Regions from separate parts of the Homo sapiens genome. Here region 1 is linked to region 2. The links are chromatin contacts, found by Hi-C in ENCODE. All regions are on one chromosome and are shown on one strand. The core of a region is the stretch at or near the end of the contact, and the rest is flanking DNA. Distances in the headings are between cores, read along the strand shown. Region 1 holds the start of SLCO3A1 (solute carrier organic anion transporter family member 3A1). Region 2 holds the start of IDH2 (isocitrate dehydrogenase (NADP(+)) 2).

The links. A loop is a pair of places that touch in the nucleus more often than their neighbours do. Pooled maps may share reads with other maps.
Region 1: a map of CD8-positive, alpha-beta T cell shows a loop between it and region 2 (13-fold over the local background). The contact joins the promoter of SLCO3A1 here to the promoter of IDH2 in region 2. A Hi-C loop is called at or near these places in 2 of 168 maps with a recorded cell type or tissue (CD8-positive, alpha-beta T cell and naive thymus-derived CD4-positive, alpha-beta T cell) and 6 of 50 pooled maps.

The regions. Positions count from the first base shown.
Region 1 is chr15:91,850,416-91,856,384 of GRCh38, forward strand. SLCO3A1 (solute carrier organic anion transporter family member 3A1) reads left to right here and starts at 3,293. Exons shown (of 10, transcript NM_013272.4): 1 at 3,293-3,673. The coding sequence starts at 3,494. RefSeq lists silencers at 2,715-2,889, 2,758-2,897.
Region 2 is chr15:90,099,600-90,105,528 of GRCh38, forward strand. It overlaps IDH2 (isocitrate dehydrogenase (NADP(+)) 2), which reads right to left and starts at 2,869. Exons shown (of 11, transcript NM_002168.4): 1 at 2,677-2,869. The coding sequence starts at 2,791. It overlaps IDH2-DT (IDH2 divergent transcript), which reads left to right and starts at 2,533. Exons shown (of 3, transcript NR_149130.1): 1 at 2,533-2,779; 2 at 3,781-3,853. RefSeq lists enhancers at 1,295-2,150, 2,151-3,005 and silencers at 1,540-1,589, 1,650-1,739, 2,230-2,299, 2,620-3,079.

The DNA.
Region 1 (5,969 bases), core at 2,043-4,542, 1.8 Mb after region 2:
CATTTTACAAACCTCTAGCTAGCTACAGAGTGCTGATTGGTGCATTTTACAATGCTCTTGTGAGACAGAAAAGTTCTCCAAGTCCCCATCCGACCCAGGAAGTCCAGCTGGCTTCACCTCTCACTCCCACCAATTTGGGGTGGCAAATGTAGACTCAATTCCTGCCACTTGCTGGCGGTGAGCTCCCAAAATCCACCTACTGTTGTTTCTTTTGAGAAAAAAAAGGGGCTAATAAGACCAGCTCTCCCTGTTGTAAGCTTCAGCTGAGATACAGGACATAGAAGTACTTCATAAGCATTAACGTGCTGTACAGATACAAGGATGTTTACTATTTTTCTGCTGCTTCCTCTATCTGCATACGGGGCTAGGGGAATGCCAAGCAGAAGCACTTGGTGCTCATAAACCCACCTTATCATCCCTGGAGCCCTGATCTACAAGTAAATAAAGGATGAGCAAAGAAGGAAGGGAGTTGAACTTGTTAAATTCCTTCTTTCTGACTGTTGTGAGGCCGCAGCCTGATTTCCCTGAGGCTGACTTTGATGATTCTTTAGGCTTCAGGCACCAGGATTACTTTCATGGCTGCTTACCATTAATTATAGGAAGAATCCACAACCCTAATCCGAAATCCTTTATCTGACAGCAAAAGTGTGTGATTTCTCTAAAGACAGCTAATTTTTTAATCTAAAATAAATGGTTAAGCTGAAAGAAGGCTGTGCCCTTCTCAGTCTGTACATGAGGCATTGTGGCATAGAACAAAAAGGGCTGGCCGGGCGTGGTGGCTCATGCCTGTAATCCCAGCACTTTGGGAGGCTGAGGCAGGTGGATCACCTGAGATCAGAGTTCGAGACCAGCCTGACCAACATTAAGAAACCCCGTCTCTATTAAAAATACAAAATTAGCCGGGTGTGGTGGCACGTCTGTAATTCCAGCTACTCCAGAGGCTGAGGCAGGAGAATCACTGAAACCCGGGAGGTGGAGGTTGCCATGGGCCGAGATCGCACCATTGCACTCCAGCCTGGGCAACAAGAGCGAAACTCCATCTCAAACAAACAAACAAACAAAAAAGAACAAAAAGGGCTGGACATGGATGCAAGTTTTGTTCCTTTCCAGCTTTATAAAAGAGGAACAACATAAGTCCCAGCCTCCCCATCAGATGAACCACACTGCGTGATAAACGAGATAATATGTATGTAGTTATAAAGAACCTGGGCTATGATGGCAGACAACCTGGTTTTCAAAGACTTGCCCTGCCACTTACTAGACAAGTGACACTGGTCAGGTTAACCTTTCTAGGCCTCAGTTGTCTCATCTGTAAAACAAGGCTAATAATAGTATCTGGTTTAGAGGATTGCTGTGAGGATTACGTTGTAAATGCGGGTGAAGCACTGAGAATGGTGTCTGGCCATAATAAGCACACAGTAAACATTAGCTCTTGTTATTACAAAGAATGTAAATAAGAGTTGAAGACTATAAAGCACTCCGCACATTTCATTAGCAATGGGGTCACCATTCGTAGACAAGTCTCAGCTCAGCTTTGCAGCTTACCGTCACAGAGGCAGGGAACAGAGCTAGCTTGTCAAGGGTCTTCTCAGGAGGAAGTGGGGAGGTAGCCCATGAAGCAAAGTGATGGGGAGGGAAAGAGGGGGACATAAAGATCCTGCAGAGAAGTTGGCTCCGAGTGATAGGAGGGTGTGGGGAAGAAAGAAGGGGGCAGTAAGGATTCTCATTATAGGACTGGCCGGGAATGGTGTGACCACTGATTCAGGAAGTGGGGAAGACGGGAAGAGACTTCAAGTGTGGGGGGAGCCAATTCAGATAGGAGGTGGCCTAGACAAGGTGAGGGCATCTCAAAGCGACACCAAGCCTGGGTGAGATCACGTCTGGAGCCACAGAAGGATGAAGCAGTTTATATTTAAATGCCATGGCAAAACAACATCCCCACCATTACACCCTCCATTCTCATTCAAGTTCTTCGGGAGAAAGGAAAAATATGGTCGGGTTCATTGCTATTCAGTTTTGAAGTTGAGCCTGCATTTGGACACAGGCGCTTGGGAGAGTGGGTCATTTTCTTTGACACAATTATTAAGGAAACCGTTTTAAATGATTCCTTGAGTCCCCCAATGGCCCAGGTGGAAGGTGCTGTTTCCTGGTACCTGTCCAGCCCTCTGAGCTTTTCTCTCAGCTTCCAAACGCTGCAGTTGAGAACTAGCAGATCCTATTGGTAGTGCCCTGTGGCCCACACTCCTTGGTAACGGTGAGAGTGGGGAGTAATTAGGAGCGGCTGCCATGGGCCAGGCATTCAGGTCAAGGCCGAGGATGGTGGCCAGGGCCACAGAGCCAGGGGACGGGTGGGGACCCAGCAGGCCTGCGGCTGGCCGCTTGCTGAGCGCTCCAGCAGCGGGGCCCTGGGCGGATGAAGGGCCGGAGAAGGCCCTCTGCTGGGGCCGCGGCGATCTTGCAGCGCCTGGACACCGAGGCTGGGGCACTAACGGTCCGTGGGGCTCCCGACGTATTCCTCTAACTTCCCCTTTCTGTCCTTTCGGTCTGGGGCCTTTTCAACACCCCCTGTGGCCGGGGACAGCTGGGGCAGAAACCGGCAGGCGGCAGAAGCCTCAAGCAGCTCTGACCTCTGGCACCTCCCCAAGACCCAGAGCACAACATCTGTCCCCAGAAATCCCCGGGCGGAGAAGAGCGCGCGCCAAGCCCTTCCTGGGTACTCAGTATTCTCCCTTCCTGGGAACAGCCTGCCCTCTGAGGCCTGGGCACCCGGGTTCCCGAGCGCCGGGTCCCAGCCCCGCGGGGGCGCCTCCGCACCCCATCTCCGCGCCCGGCGCAGAGCCGCCAGTCTCCGCCGCGGGGCCCCGTGCCCCGCAGCGCCACCTAGGGGCCGGGCGCCGCCTCCCGCCCTCAGGGGCACCCCCCTTACTCCGCAAGGACTCCGGGTCTCCCCAGTTCTCCCGGCAGCCGGACCCTCCCAGCCTCGGCCGCCGGGCCGCCCTCCGCATCCCAAGCCCGCCTCCCGTGCCTCCCCGGGGGCGCACCGGCAGCGAGGAGCGGCTCGGCGAGGGCGCGCAGCGGCGGCCCAGGCCCAGGCCTTGGGGCTGGGGCTGAGGGGGTGAGAGCAGGCGCGGCCGGCGGGCAAGGGGAACCGGGCGATGGCAGCGGCGGGCGGCCGCGGGAGGCGAGGCAGCGGCGGCGGCGGGCGGCGCGACGAGCCCCTGTGATTGGCACAGCCGGAGCCGGAGGAGGAGGCCAGGGGAGGGCGGAGGCGGGGGAGGAGGAGGAGGAAGGGGCGATCGCGGCGGCGGCGGCGGCGGCGAGGAGCTGTGCCTTCCACCTCTCCAGCCCCGGCAGGACGGGGGCGGCCGCCGCGAACCCGGGGCGGGGACAGCACGCAGCCTCGAGGCGCGCACCCCCGCCCGGCAGCGGCCCCGACACCCGGGGCGAGCGGGAAAGCGGCAGCGGCGGCGGCGGCGGCGGCGGCGGGGGAAGGATGCAGGGGAAGAAGCCGGGCGGTTCGTCGGGCGGCGGCCGGAGCGGCGAGCTGCAGGGGGACGAGGCGCAGAGGAACAAGAAAAAGAAAAAGAAGGTGTCCTGCTTTTCCAACATCAAGATCTTCCTGGTGTCCGAGTGCGCCCTGATGCTGGCGCAGGGCACGGTGGGCGCCTACCTGGTGAGTCCCCGAGCCAACTCCGCCGCGGGCCCCTTCCCCAGCCCGGCTCTCGAGCGGCCGCCTGGCCCGACGAGGGGGCCGCCCGGCGCTGGGGGCAGGCGGGCATGACCTCGGCCCGGCGTGGAGGTTGGCGAGTGGTGCAGAGGCGGCCGCCGGGGGAGCTGCCGGCCGGGGCTGCCAGCGAGCGGGTAGCGGGCGGGACCGTTGATGCCGGTAGCAGCTCGCGCGCGTCCGGCTGGGGCAGGGGGTGCCGGGGGAGGAGAGGCGGCGGGCAGGTGGGCGTGAAACTATTCCTCTCCCCCCATAAGAGCGGAGCGAGACGGTGAGTTCAGGGTTCTCCTTGGAGAGGAACGAAAAAGCGTCGGGGTTTTCAGGTGACCTGCACATGGGAAGAAAAACCAGTTAGCATCCTGCGTCCTCTACTCTCCATTGCATCCTCCTCGAGAACAAATCTATTATGCATCATTTTCTCCGGGCGCTTTCTACATCCGCCAATTACAGGGGGATATAACAGCTTAGAGTGAAATGCGCCCTAGTGTGGCCCTGGCCTGAGCCGGGGCTGCAGGGGGAATATTGCCACCCGGTATCCCTATAGCCCTCTTTGAGCGTCTGGGATAAAGTTACGGTACCTAGAGAGCAGCTGCGAGTTTGTGTAGTTCCTGCTATCCACTCTTAGTGCTAAATTCCCCATCGTGGTCTGTCGCCTACAGAAGGTTGCACCATTTTCCACAATGAATATGTATTTTATTTGCCTCCAGAAAGGGGATGTTAATGCTCAGAGGGCCCATGGGTGCGTAACATTTCAGAGGAAACAGCTTGTAATGACTCAGCACTGTCAGGTACCTACTTTGTCGCTTTCGCCTCCTCTGCTCAGGTGGTCGCAACTTGAGTTCCAGAGAGCGTGCTTCCACACCTAAGTACAGTCCTGTCTAAACGGGAAATTTTTTTTGAGAGTTTATAGTGTTAAATCATTACTTGGCTATTGACCCGCAACTGGAATCAAATGTCATAGACTTTGAGTATTCCTGAGCAAGTTTGATGGAGATAGAATTGGACAAGATTTTGGCCATTGAATAACCACATCCAGAGATAGAACCACGCGTATCCTGATGCTATGATTAATCCCTCATTCCTGGCCTTGGGGTAAAGTTCATGAGGGCCAGACGCTGGGGGCTGTATACCATTCATAAACTATCTCTTAAGGCTCAGGGCTCACTGTTAAAGGGAAATACAAGCAGTGCTTGGTCTCCGGTGTTGAGGAAGTTAGGTGGTTGTGAGAGAGGGGGTCTTCAAACTCAGCTCTGTTCCTGGGGTGACAGAATTTCAGGGCTTTTGAAAATCAAATACATTTCTGTTGCTCATTCTGAGACGAAAAGCGTTTACATCCCGGTCTCTGTCTTGTGCATTCGTAACTTGTAGACTGCAAGTGAACCCTGTAGTCAAAAGCATACCTTGTTTTCTGTTCTATAAAATACACTTATTGTGTCTATAGTTATAATATGCAGTTGCAGACAGTACCTATTAGCCCTTGGAATTTGAGGGATAGGGGATAATTGTGTTTTGGGAGTCAGTTTATCGGCACTTCCTTAGGGGAAATTTAACTGTTAAAATATTTAAATAAGTACATGTATTACAGAGATGCAAATTCACATTAATAAAATATATGTGGGTCTGTACTGTGACATATGCAAAGTACATAATACCTAACCGGGTCTATGTTTAGAAGGAGGTAATTAGTATATCAACAGCTGCCTCCACTTTAACGGTTTGTTTGCCTCAAACCAATTTTGCTCGGTAGAGTGCATTATTCATGTGTGGCAAACACCCGCAGAACTTTTCACCCCAGGAGTGATAAAAGCGTGGGCTTACTATTTTTCGGTTGCAGTGATCTAAGGATTTGACAAATAAATGAAGCTGGGCTGCAACTAGATGAATGGCCTAGCTCCTTTAGAAAGTTAAGAAGCCGAGTACTCCTGGAGTGGTGGACTTCTGGAGGCAGGGCTGGCCCCAGGAGATAGGAGGTTGACTTTAATCCCAGAACAGGGGAATGGCAAGCAGAGGAGGAATTCGGTCCACCTGGTGGCGGCATCCTGGCACTTCTAGCCTTCGCTGATGGAAAGCCTGGTTGGGTGGGGTAGGGTAACAGGAGTCAACAGGTGACTTGCAGAAAGCAGCTGGAGGCCCAGGAGAGGACAGGCCTAGGAAATTGAATTCATTTTGATTACTAGGAGTGGAGGCATAAGGCTCTAAGGGCTCTGCTTTGCCCGGCTGCCCTCGTCTTTGCCTTGCCATCGGA
Region 2 (5,929 bases), core at 1,619-4,118:
ATGCACCATCGTGCCTGGCTAATTTTATTTTTTATTTTTGTAGAGATGGGGTCTCACTATATTGCCCAGGCTGGTCTGGAGCTCCCAGCCTCAAGCAATCCTCCCACCTCAGCCCCCCAAAATTCTGGGATTACAGGTGTAAGCCACAGTGCCTGGCCTTCCTTAGCTCTTGTACCCATATATCATACTAGTCAACATCTATCTTGCTTACTGTCTGCCCCCTCCCACATCAGAATTTGAGCTCCTAAGGGTTTTGAAAGAGTCTCTGCTGGTTTTATTCCCAGCTCTATCCCCAGCACCCGGCATGGTGTCTGGCACAAAGTAGGAGTATACTACTTTTGTCAAAGACATAAATAAAGGTCAAGTTGAAGTCAACTCCATCTGTGGTCAGGGCTGCCCTGCCCTCACCTTCTGTTTCACTGAATGTGTTTCCTCCCCTCTCACCCATCTGGTATGCATTGCCACACAGGGGCCAGTGAGTTCTTACCAGCAGCCTGCACCAGATGTACACGGGTGGCATCTCTCTCCAGCAATAGGCCCCATGCCCTGAAGAAGCTTACAACCTACAGTGTACTAATATTTGCAATCTGCTGGTATTTTTAACATGGGTTTACAGAGTATAAACCCCAGGGAAGGCCACAGACCCTGGCTTCCAGTAATCTGAGAGCAGTTTCCAGCACCTCATACCCTGAATGGAACCAGCCCAAGGGCCCTCAACTTCACACAGAAGATGTGGGAGCAGGCCTCAGCCATTCCAAAGAGGCTTTTCCTCAGTACCTACTAGGCCTAAACACAACCACCCCAATCAGCTCTGGCAGGGCAGCTAGGGCCTTATCTGACGTGGCAGAAAGATCTGCACACTTAAGGGGCAAGAATTAAGAAGTTTCTGGGTTAGGAGTGAAGGAAGGCTAGATAAGTAATTCTGCCACTGAGCCGTTCACAGAACTGGTCCGCACTGCCCCAAGCTCTAACTTACCAGAAACATCACCAGCAGTCGCTGGAAGCCTATGGCGTTGCAAAATAGGAAAAGATGCGTGCAGGAATTACCAGGCAGCAAAGACACGGGGCTCTTTTAGCCCCAAAATATTCTTTCCTTGTCATCAAGGGGAATGCCAAGTATTCTGTCTCCAGCTGCGTTGCCAGGTAACAAGCTGGCAGAGTCGCAACTGTAGAGTCTGATGTCCAACTCCAACACCAAGCAATTTCCCCATTCATAACCAACCCACATGGGGACTTCTAGAAGGGCCTGCAACTGACTGCTTTTTCTGTATCCAAATTCAGGACCCTTAAAAGGCGCTTTGTGTTCCTGTTTGTGTGTGTTTTTCGGGTTGTTTGTTTCTTTTTTTTTTTTTTACCATCAAGGCAGAAAAAAAGGGAGAATTAAAGAATGTGGCTAACTTCCACCATATTTTTGCTGAAGGTGGTGTGCTATATGGGAATCTTTGGGTCCTGGGGCACTTGGAACCTGGGAGTTGTTGGGCAGATCCCTGAGGTAGATTCCCAGAGGTACAAAAGCAGACATGCCCCTTTCTCCTTGGCAGGGAAGGTAGGACTGGGGCCCAAGCCTCCCTACCCCCCCGGCTCTAGTCAGCTGCTCCCACAATCCGGTTAACCATTACCTCCTCTGGCCAGGTCAGGGCCAGCGGGCCCCATCCCCTCTTCCTCACTCTCCTGGCTCACTGCAAGGGGCTCCTGGCCAGATTAGGATAGGGGTTTCCATGGCAACAGGCATTAGGCAGGGCCAAGGGACCTACATTGTTCCCTGCCTTTTGTAGCTGTGTTGGGTAGCCAGGGTGAGGGGGCAGGCCGATGCCCACACGCCAAGCAAGGCAGCCTGCGTTGGCAACGGAGGCTCGGGCTAAGTCTTGCTTATTACGACCCGACTACTGTCTTCCCTCCTAAGCAGGGAACTAAGGGTACCCAGAAGCCGTGGGAACGATTCCGCAAAGTGACATTTTGCGCGGGCTGCCAGGTCTCTGCGGCGAGTGAGCCAGGCAGGGAGGGCATGTGCCTGCCAAGGCAGGTCAAGTCAAGGAGAGGCCCCAGGATGGAGCCTCAAGTGCAGCGATGAAGGCGAAGGGGTGGGGGTGGGGGCGGCCAAACAAAAGGGGAAAATTAAAAAGGACGCTCCTCCAGCTGTCGTGTAAAAGGCTCCAAAAATAGCTGACGTGGGCCTGGTATCAGCGCGCGCCTGGCTGAAAAGGAAGGGGAAGTGCATGTCTCCCGCCTCCCAGCCTTTGTCTGAGCAGGGGCCGAGCCACGACCCTCCCTCTCGCCAGGGGAGCGCGCGGGGTGCTCCAGCCCCCCACGGGTGCTCGTCTCGTTCCAGGGGCGCAGGGCGGGCAGGCCACCCTTCGGGTCCGGGACACTCTCAGGACCCCCTCCCGAAATACCTAGGGGCGCGCGGCAGCCCCGAGCCCCCGCCCGCGCAGAGCTGGCCGTCGCCCGGGCCACCAGTTGCCACCGTCCCTCAAGTCCCCACCCCAGCGCCTGGCACGGCCGGGAAGCGCCGGGCGGGGGAGCGCGGAGCGAAGCTGCCCCGCGGCCCTTTGTGCGCCTGACCCCGCCGTCCCCGGGCTGCGGGCTGGCGGGACGTGCTTCCCGGCCCCAGCCTGGGAAGCCGCCACGTCGCAGCTGGGGGCGCGCGCCTGCCTGGACCCTCCGCGCGGCACTCACAGTGGCGCCGCGGCTGCTCTTGCGAGGTGGGGGCTGTCAGGGCCGCCGGCGCCCAGGCCGGCCGCGAGCCTGAGGCTCTGCAGAGCGAGCGCACGACCCGCAGGTAGCCGGCCATCCCAAGCTGGAGAGCGAACGAGCAGGGCGGGAGAGGTCCGAGCGCGCGCCGCTCCTCCCGGCTGCCTGGCCGCGGGCTAACGCTGGGCCTGGCGGGCGCTGGCCGCGCGGGCACCACCGGGGCGGGGCTGCCGGGCCTGCCGCCCCATTGGGCCTTGCCGGGGAGGAGGCGGGGCCAGGGCCGCCGACGCCTCCAGCGTCCCGCGGGAGCCGGGACCCGGCGGCCAGGCCCGGCTGGTGCTTCTCTGGGCGCCGCTGAAAGCCCAGCTCCGCAGGAGCTACAGGCGTGAGACCCACCGGGACCCGCGAGCGGGATCAGGGCTGGGGGATTAGCAGAGCCGCTTGCGAGGCTGACCCTCTCCAGGATGCCCCATGTAAACCTGGATGTCAGTTTCTGACGCTTTAGCTTAAACCCAAAAGCCAATCTGAGCGAACTCTTGCTTCCCTCGCCTGCCGGGCTGAACCCAAAGGCGCATTAGCCCAGTGCGGCTGCTTCATTCTTGAGCTAAGACCGCCGGCGGCGTCTGCGCCTCCGCGAGTCCGCTGTCAGGTCCAGCTGGTGTAGAGAGAGTTGAAATCTCACTTTGGGCCGGGCGCGGTGGCTCACGTCTGTAATCCTAGAACTTTTGGGAGGTCGAGGCAGGCGGATCACTTGAAGTCAGGAGTTCGAGACCAGGCTGGCTAACATAATGAAACCCCTGTCTCTACTAAAAATACAAAAATTGATCGGGCATGGTGGCGCGCGCCTGTAATCCCAGCTACTCAGGAGGCTGAGGCGGGAGAATCACTTGAACCTGAGAGGCAGAGATTGCAGTGAGCTGAGATCATGCCACTGCACTCCAGCCTGGGCAACAGAGTGAGACTCCGTCTCAAAAAAAAAAAAAAAAAACCACGAAAAAAGAAATATGATTGGACCAGAAGGCCAATAACCTGAGTGGGGAAACCCAGCAAGTCCTGTCCGTGTAGATTCTTCTTGACCTTTCTCTGCAGCATTCCTTCCTTCTGAGTACGGGGCAGGACTCTCTCTGGGATGGAGGGGTCTTAGGACCTGCAAGCAAACAAGGTAGGTCAGATAATTTATGGCCAGTTTTTACCCAGAAATGTGTGGGAGAAAGAGTAATATTTTTGGGTTCGATGTCTGGCTTTGGGGGAGAAGGGCTCTGGTTTCTATGACCTGCCTTGAGGAAGAAGGATTCCAGTTTCTATGGCTGGCCTCGGAGGAGAGTGAGGGGCCAAAGACAGGAGGGAGGGAGAGGGTCAGAGAGAGCTGCTCCTGAGGCCTGCATTTTGGGGTGTTGTTTTCTGAGACCCTAGAGTAGTCAAACAGCCACAGTAGAAACAGTTCCATTTTTGCCTGTTTGCATATAAAAGATGGGTTTGTTTGTTTGTTTTAATTAAAAATAGAGATGGGGGGATCTCACTATGTTGCCCAGGCTGGTCTCCAGCTCCTAAGCTTAAATGATCCTCCCGCCTCGGCCTCGCAAAGCACTGGGATTACAGGTGTGAGCCACTGCACCTGGCCACAAAAGACAGTTGTAATTGATTCTGCCACAAACAAAGTTTCTCTCTTCATCTGTTTTCTTAAACTAAGACACCAGCTGAGGGCTGGGTTTTATTTGGAAAAACCTGACCTCTTTCCCTTCTCTGCTTTCCCAGTCACGCTAATTCACTCCAAATAGGAGCAACCTTTCTCTTCTGTGTTCTCAGCCCTCCCCTCCACTACCTCACAGTCAACATTGCCAGGTGGAGCTGGACCAGGAAGGTGACCTTCAACTAGTGACTTCAAAGCTCCCCTCACCAAGTCCTAGCCGGCAGAACTACTACTCTGGCCATGGGATCCAGAAGGCTGAGCCCAAGGGAGGGCTGCTTTTGGGCCCCCCAGAGTCTGAGGCCTCTGTCAAAGGCCTGGTCTTGGGCCAGCTTGTGCCAGAAAGACCCCTTATCCCTTTGACTCTGTTCAGAATTCTGTTGCTCCAAACACAAGTAGAGACCATGGAAGCCTCTGGCATTTGACTTTCCTGCCAACCTGGTATTATCAGGTGCCTGGATCTCAATGTCCACACCTGTAAACTGGAAGACTGGACCCCTGAAGATCCTTCTGGTCCAAACAATCAGACTTACGTATGTCAGCCACCCATACTGCCACCTCTGAAATGGCGGTAATGAAATTGCTGTCCCCCTCCCCCCACCAAGGACTTGCCCCTTTCTCTGCATGTTGGACTCATATCTCAGAGGCCTGGCCAGAGGCAGCACTGTAGGTGTGTTCCAGAGTCTGGTCTTTGCCTGCTGAGGGATCAGAGGGGGAGCACTTGTGTGCCTTGTAAGCACAGCAGCAGCTGGAGGCAATTGAGGCAAAATCTTTAAACGGATTCTAACTACCTGCCTCCCAGGGCCCCAGCTCCACGCCAGCCTTTCCCGTAAATCCTGTTTGGTGAGGCAGCTGATGCCAGCTCCATTTGGCTCGTAGAGGTTACCACACTTGCTCAATGTCACACTGCTGGGAAGCAGTAAAACTCCAGTTCAAATCAACATACCTGGCCCATATTCCATTACTGTTTTTTTGTTTTTTCCGAGACAGGGTCTCACTCTGTTGCCCAGGCTGGAGTGCAATGGTATGATCATGGCTCCCTGAAGCCTCGACCTCCCGGGCTCAAGTGATCCTCCCACCTTAGCCTCCTCAGTAGCTTGGACAACAAGAACATGCAACCATGCCCGGCTAATTTTTTTTCTGTTACTTTTTGAAGGAGAAAGAGGGAGAAACCACAGCCCCTATTTATTGTGCTGGTCTGGAATTCCTGGTGATGGTAACTATTGGCCCTGAAAGCTGCTGCAGAGAAAGATGGTGTTTAAAGGAAAGGGGCTCAGATCCTCCCATCTGGGGTCAGTGGAATTGAAAATTTCCACCCCTCCACATTTTCAATCAAACCCCAATTTGTCATTGAATTTAGGTCACGTGCAAGTTCCCTGTGGAGGCACAAAAATTTGTATCACTCCGTCCCCACCCTCTGGGAGCCAGACACACATGTATACAATCACCATAAACCCAGGCACAAGAGAAAAATGTCTGCTGGGCGTGGTGGCTCACACCTGTAATCCCAGCACTTTGGGAGGTCAAGGCAAACTCCTTGAGCTCAGGAGT